Regions from separate parts of the Homo sapiens genome. Here region 1 is linked to region 2. The links are chromatin loops, found by intact Hi-C in ENCODE. Cell type or tissue: prostate gland. All regions are shown on one strand. Links, peaks and the distances in the headings refer to the core of each region. The heading gives the core; the rest is flanking DNA.

The links. A loop is a pair of places that touch in the nucleus more often than their neighbours do. Peaks named below come from ENCODE experiments on the same cell type or tissue, not always from the same donor. Only the 100,000 strongest peaks of a DNase experiment are listed, where the experiment ranks them.
Region 1: a loop joins it to region 2, with 2.2 times the contacts of the local background. A loop is called at or near these places in 3 of 110 quality-filtered maps.

Annotation. Positions count from the first base shown.
Region 1 is chr9:96,138,092-96,140,990 of GRCh38, forward strand. No RefSeq gene overlaps it. Among named protein-coding and RNA genes, the nearest start is that of HSD17B3-AS1, 110 kb to the right of the region's middle. In prostate gland, for the core only: no CTCF peak of the experiment used is centred there; DNase peaks (open chromatin) are centred at 1,630 and 2,410; H3K27ac peaks cover 2,500 bases.
Region 2 is chr9:96,019,368-96,022,266 of GRCh38, forward strand. LINC00092 (long intergenic non-protein coding RNA 92) reads right to left here and starts at 2,444. Exons shown (of 2, transcript NR_024129.2): 1 at 2,218-2,444; 2 at 365-1,914. It also overlaps a transcript of ERCC6L2 not described here. RefSeq lists a silencer at 1,624-1,673 and an enhancer at 1,884-1,933. In prostate gland, for the core only: a CTCF peak has its summit at 1,690; a DNase peak (open chromatin) is centred at 1,616; H3K4me3 peaks cover 1,432 bases; H3K27ac peaks cover 1,687 bases.

The DNA of each region.
Region 1 (2,899 bases), core at 276-2,775, 120 kb after region 2:
GCTGTTCATAGGTGTTATGAACTGAATTGTGTGCCTGTCTCCCCCATTCATATGTTCAAATCTCCCCCTAGTGTGATGGTATTGGGAGGTGAGGCCTTTGGGTGGTAATTAGGTTTAGAAGGGGGCATGAGGGTGGGGCTCTCATGATGGGATTAGTGCCCTTATAAGTAAAGACACCAGACACAGGCAACACAGAGATGACCACGTGAGCACAGAGCCAGAAGGCGGCTGTCTGCAAGCCAAGGAGATGGGCCTCGGGAGAATTCAAACCTGCTGACACCTTGATCTCAGACTTCCAGCCTCCAGAACCCACATAGTGAGAAGACAGTCATGTGCAAGCCAGGGGGCAGGCCCTCACCAGGTACCAAATCAGCCAGCACCTTGATCTTGGACTTCCAGCCCCCAGAATTGTGGGAAGTAAATTCCTGTTGTTTAAGCCACCCTGTTATGGCAGCCTGAGCTAACATATTGACTAATACAATATGACTCTCAGGATTATCCCAGTTGAGAACTGTGCGTGCAATCCAGCCCTCTCATTACAGGTGAGGGAACTAATACAGCAAGGTTAAAAACCTCATCCTATGTCCCCACACTAGTTAAAGGCCTTCTCTAACTGCTAGACCAGTTCCCATTACACCCACTCAAAGTAGACAAGTAGTTTTCATCTGAATGCCAGCTCTGGCTGATGGTGGTGGCTGCCAAGAGGACTGTGTCAGGAAGGATTCTGAGGACAAGTCCAGGCTCAGCTGACCTTAGCACCATTGCTAGCCATCAGAACACAAGAAACATTATGTATTGGCAGGGAAGCTGGCACAGAGGATCCAGCTACCCAGGTTGAATAACGTGACAAGTGTCATGAGTGTCACTCATTGAGGACAGTACAATTTGAAACGTGGTTCATGGGCCGGGAGCACCAGCATTGCCTGGGAGCTTATAAAAAACTTAAATGTTCAGGTCCCACCCAGACTACTGAATCAGAATCTCTGGGATTCAGATTCACAAACCTGTTCTTATATACCCATGCACACTACAGTTTAAGAAATCCTTGGGCACGGCGTCTCACGCCTGTAATCCCAGCACTTTGGGAGGCCCAGGCAGGCAGATTGCTTGAGCCCAGGAGCTCAAGATCAGCCTGGGCAAGATGAGGAAACCTGTGTATATAAAAAGTACAAAAAATTAGCCCTGCATGGCGGCCCCTTCCTGTAGTCCCAGCTACTGGGAAGGCTGAGGTGGGAGGATCACTTGAGCCCAGGTGGTTGAGGCTGCAGTGAGCCATTATCACCCCGCTGCACGGCAGCCTGGTTGACAGAGCAAGACCCTGCCTCAGAAAAAAAAAAAAAAAAGCAACCCTGCCCTAGAAAATAAGGACAATAATATCAGTGTCTCCCCATGGTGACAAGTGTGTCCTCTGCCTGGCACCTCTGAAAGTTTGCTTCCCCTCTGGCTGCATGTGGAACAAATGGGACCCTTCAGAGACGTCCTGAGAATACCAGGATGTTTCTTCCAGCCCTCATCTCTCATAACCATTTTTAAAATGCCAGGGCTGTGTATTTTTAGTTGAGGACATCTGTATTTGCCAGCTCCAAGCCCACCCCTAACCACGTGGCCAGCATTGTGCAACTACTACACATCTTTATGACAAACCCTTCCATTTTCTGTTAAGTAATGTGTTTGGAAGGCTGAGTGAATCAGAGACAGTAAGCATTTGATTGCTTACATTATTCTGGTTCAAACATGGCTCGCGGCCCGGGACTAATTTATTTATGTTGGTATGGTACATTTCTGTTTCCCTTGGGAATTTGCCAGCACCCCATCCCCTCTTCCAGCTGCTCTCCCTTGGCCCGCCCACCCCTCTTGCCACTTTTGTTCCCGGTCTGCCTCTCCTGTGGGTGGAAAGTTTGTGAAGGATGCCCCATCAGCTGCCTCCAAGCCAGAGACTCCCCTCTCCTGCGTGGTTGGCTATTTCCCCGCCCACCCACAGCCTCAGGCCCAACAAGGCGGGTGGGACTTCTACCTCCTGGCAAGGTCAGCGTTTCCCACCAGGGGCTCACTTAACCCGGTGGATGCGGGTCTGGGGTCCTGCCAACGGGGCACTTGAGGAAAAGACAGACAGGGATCAAGACCACCTACCCTTTCTCTGGAGTCACCAGACCTACACACTAAATCTGCAGCGGGTTTTGCTCGCCATCACCCTGGGAGGTGGGAAGAGCAGCCCCCGACGACGTGAAAGAATCAGTATCCTATTACAGGTCCCCGAGCCAGGCCCCCATTTGCAAAGGCAGCCTGTTGTGCATATGGGATGGAAAATGCATCCTGGCAAAACACAAAAAGTAAATATTTAAAGGGAAAAAAAGCGCACACAAGGAAACAAAATGCCTTGCCTTTCTGCTTCCACGGTCCGCCGCCAAGTCACCCCCGCCCTCGCCGGCTGGTGTGGAGTGTGCCATATGGTTTGGGACAGGGATTAAACCCCTCCGTGGTTGTGAAAAACATCAGTCCATTTGGTCTGGCCTTTCTCTCCCTGCATTTGTTGTTCATTTGCGAGTTTCTCACACCCCTGGGCCGACTGCCGTCAGTGTTTACAGGTTTTAGATTGCTGGTGGGATGGAAATCACCAGCCACCCAGCGCCTGCAGCGGATGTCTCCAGGAGGAGGCTCACGGGCCCCTGAGGGGCGCTGCAGAACAGAGCCCGTGACATGCATGACACAGAGGAGCCCACTTTTTAACGCTTCAGTGATAAATATTTCCCCCAAAACTCGGGGCAAACATAAAGAAGGATTTAGTGTCGACCGTCTCCACCTTGGCCTCCTCCTGCAGTGCTGTCGAAGTGGCGTCCTGAAAGCCGGGGGCCTTGCCCGGAACAGGGAGGCTTGGGCTGCGGCCAGGGGAGGCACCAGC
Region 2 (2,899 bases), core at 182-2,681:
CGCATTGTGCTCCAGTGTTCAGCTTTCTCTTCCTCTCCGTCCACCACTCCCTGCCCTCTCTTCCCACTGCCAGTACCTAAGTGGCCTTCCTTCACCTGTGCCTGGCAAAGCCCTAGGTTCCTTCCATGTCACCCCTGACTCCTGAATCGACAGCTCCCTCTCTCAGCTTCCTGCTCACCAAGCTCAATGGAGCCTCAATGACCTGCCCACTGTTGCCTGAGGCAGCACTCTCACTGTCCCAAGACCCCATCACACCTTCACCTTGCTGGGACCTCCTAACTCCCTCAGCTTCCCCTACTCCACATTGGGGGTGTATCAGTCCATTCTCACGCTGCTATGAAGAAATACCCGAGAAATACCTGGGTTAATTTATAAAGCAGTTTAATTGGCTCACAGTTCCTTATAGCTGGGGAGGCCTCAGGAAGCTTACAATCATGGAGGCAGTTCACGTGAAGGGGGAAGAAAGGCACCTTTCTCACAGGGTGGTGAGAGAGAGGAAGGGGGACGGGGAAAGCCCTTTATAAAAGCATCAGATCGGCTGGGCACAGTGGCTCACGCGTGTAATCCCAGCACTTTGGGAGGCCGAGGCAGGCAGATCACAAGGTCAGGAGTTCCAGACCAGCCTAACCAACATGGTGAAACCCTTTCTCTACTAAAAATACACATTAGCCGGGCGTGATGGCGCGCACCTGTAATCCCAGCTACTCGGGAGGCTGAGGCAGGAGAATCTCTTGAACCCGGGAGGCAGAGGTTGCAGTGAACCAAGATCGCGCCACTGCACTCCAGCCTGAGTGACAGAGTGATACTCCGTTAAAAAAAAAAATCTTGTGAACTCACTGTCACGAGAGCAGCGTTCAGGAAACCACCTCCATGATTCAATTACCTCCACCTGGTCCCGCCCATGACACGTGGGGATTATTAAAATTCAAGGTGAGATTTGGGTGGGGAAACAGAGCCAAACCATATCAGGGGGCCAGGCCTTCAGCAGGTGGATAAGATGGGAGGAGTTCTGAAATACACACCCGGGATGCTCCAGAGGCCAAATCATAGGGCAGGTCATCCCAAGGACAGCAGTTAATTCACTGACATGCCAGCAAAGGGCAAACCGAATCGGCCCCGCGGAGCCCAGGTAGGGGCGCCGCTCACCTCCTAAAATGCCCTCAAAGACCCCTTAGGGCACAGCCATATGCTGAGACATGTTGGGGTGGACAAGCAGGTCTCAAGAAGCTTAGAATGTCCCCTAGGTGGACGCTAAGGGACAAGGCCCACCGAGGAAGGCAGCTGCAGATGATGGAATGCCCTCCCAATGGCGGGAACAAGCAAGGCTTCCGCAGCTCAAAAGGAGAAACATGCTTTGCGCTGGAGTCCTCAGAAAAGGCCACTTCCAAACTGTGGGGATGGGGAGTGGACGGGCCTAAGAGAATGGGAAGGCAGAACACCCCTTCTCCAGTCTCCCTTGGCCGTTAAAACCCCAGAGCAGCAGCAACGTGGGCTGTTTGGTGCGGAGGTTCCTGGTTTGGGTTGGCCAGGCGTAGAGTGCTTCCGACAATTCACCCACCCTCCAAGACGCGCGGGCCGGGGAGCGGGGAGAGGGCGGAGGGAACGGCGCACCGGGCCCCGTCGGACTGTTGGACCAAAAGTCCTCAGTGTCGGGGGCTCGCAGCGCCGCCGCGGCGAACCCAGCTAGGGGGCACCGCCTGCGCCGGGCACAGGGAGGCCGTTCGGCTTTCCCCCTCGCGCCCATTACTCTCAGGCGTCCCGGGGAACCCCGCGGGCCAAGTGTCGGGCTGCGTCCGGGCAGAGGCGGCTTCGCCTGGTGTCAGCGCGTTTCCGAAGGGCACCCGCGGCGGGGCCCACAACTCGAGCTGGGAGCCGCCCCAAGCAACCCGTTCCTCCGAATCAGGCTGCTTTTCTCTGTAAAGAAAAGAGAAAGCAAGCGATTAACTGATGGCTTGGCCGGCTGGAAACGGGAAAGCGAGTTCTCCAGGAGCCGCACACCTCGGGGAAGCCCAGTCCCTCCCGGGCAGGGAGCGAGGGGCGGTCCTGGGGGCTGCTTCCCGCGGGGAGAGAAGGGAGGGCGGCGCAGCCCTCTGCGGGGTCCGCCCCTCGGTTCTCCGGACCCCCGCGGCCTGGGGGACACGGGGCAAATTCTCGGATAGCGACGGGCAGGAAGGGGACCCGGGCTGGCGATGGGCCGAGTGCCTCCTTTGCTCTCACCCCCGCGCGAAGACGAGGCCAGTGGGCGGGTGGCGTGGGGCGAGGCCTCCGCAGGCCGCCGGGGGCCCAGGCACCTGGAGCCGGGAGGGTCCGCTCCCTTCCCCGCCCTGGATGGCGGCCTATGGGAAAGCAGTCTCCACTGGATCCCGCGCGCGTCGCGCCGAGGTCGTGGGAAACCGAGGGCGGGAGGGCGGGAGGGCGGAGGCGCCGGCAGGGTCGGCGGGACTGGGGCTCGGACGGAGGACAGGGGCGAGGAGGAGGCAGGAAGGACGCCGGGTACTGCGGGGCGCCTAGGGGGTTCCGAGCGCAGCGGCTGCGGGGCCGACCCGCCCAGGATGGAATCAGGGCCCCGGCGCCCCCACGCCGCTCCTCCAGGCCGAACCCCTGCGGCCCCAATCCCCCGGCCTCACGCCCACCCCGCAGGTCGGCCCTGCAGCTGCCTTCCCTTCCTCCACCTCCCTCCCGCCTCCGAAGCCGGCGCCCCCGGCCAAGTGGCCGCTCTCAACCTGTTACCAAGTCCTAGAGAGAATTTCTCCAAAATATTTCCTGGATCCCCCTGCCAAGGGCCCTGTCCCGCCCTTCCAGCTCCCAACTGGATGCCTGCAGACCTCTCCCCGGGTTCCGAGGCTCTGGCCTCCTCCCTCCCTAATCCATTTTCCACACCGCTTCCCCGGGAGCCCGT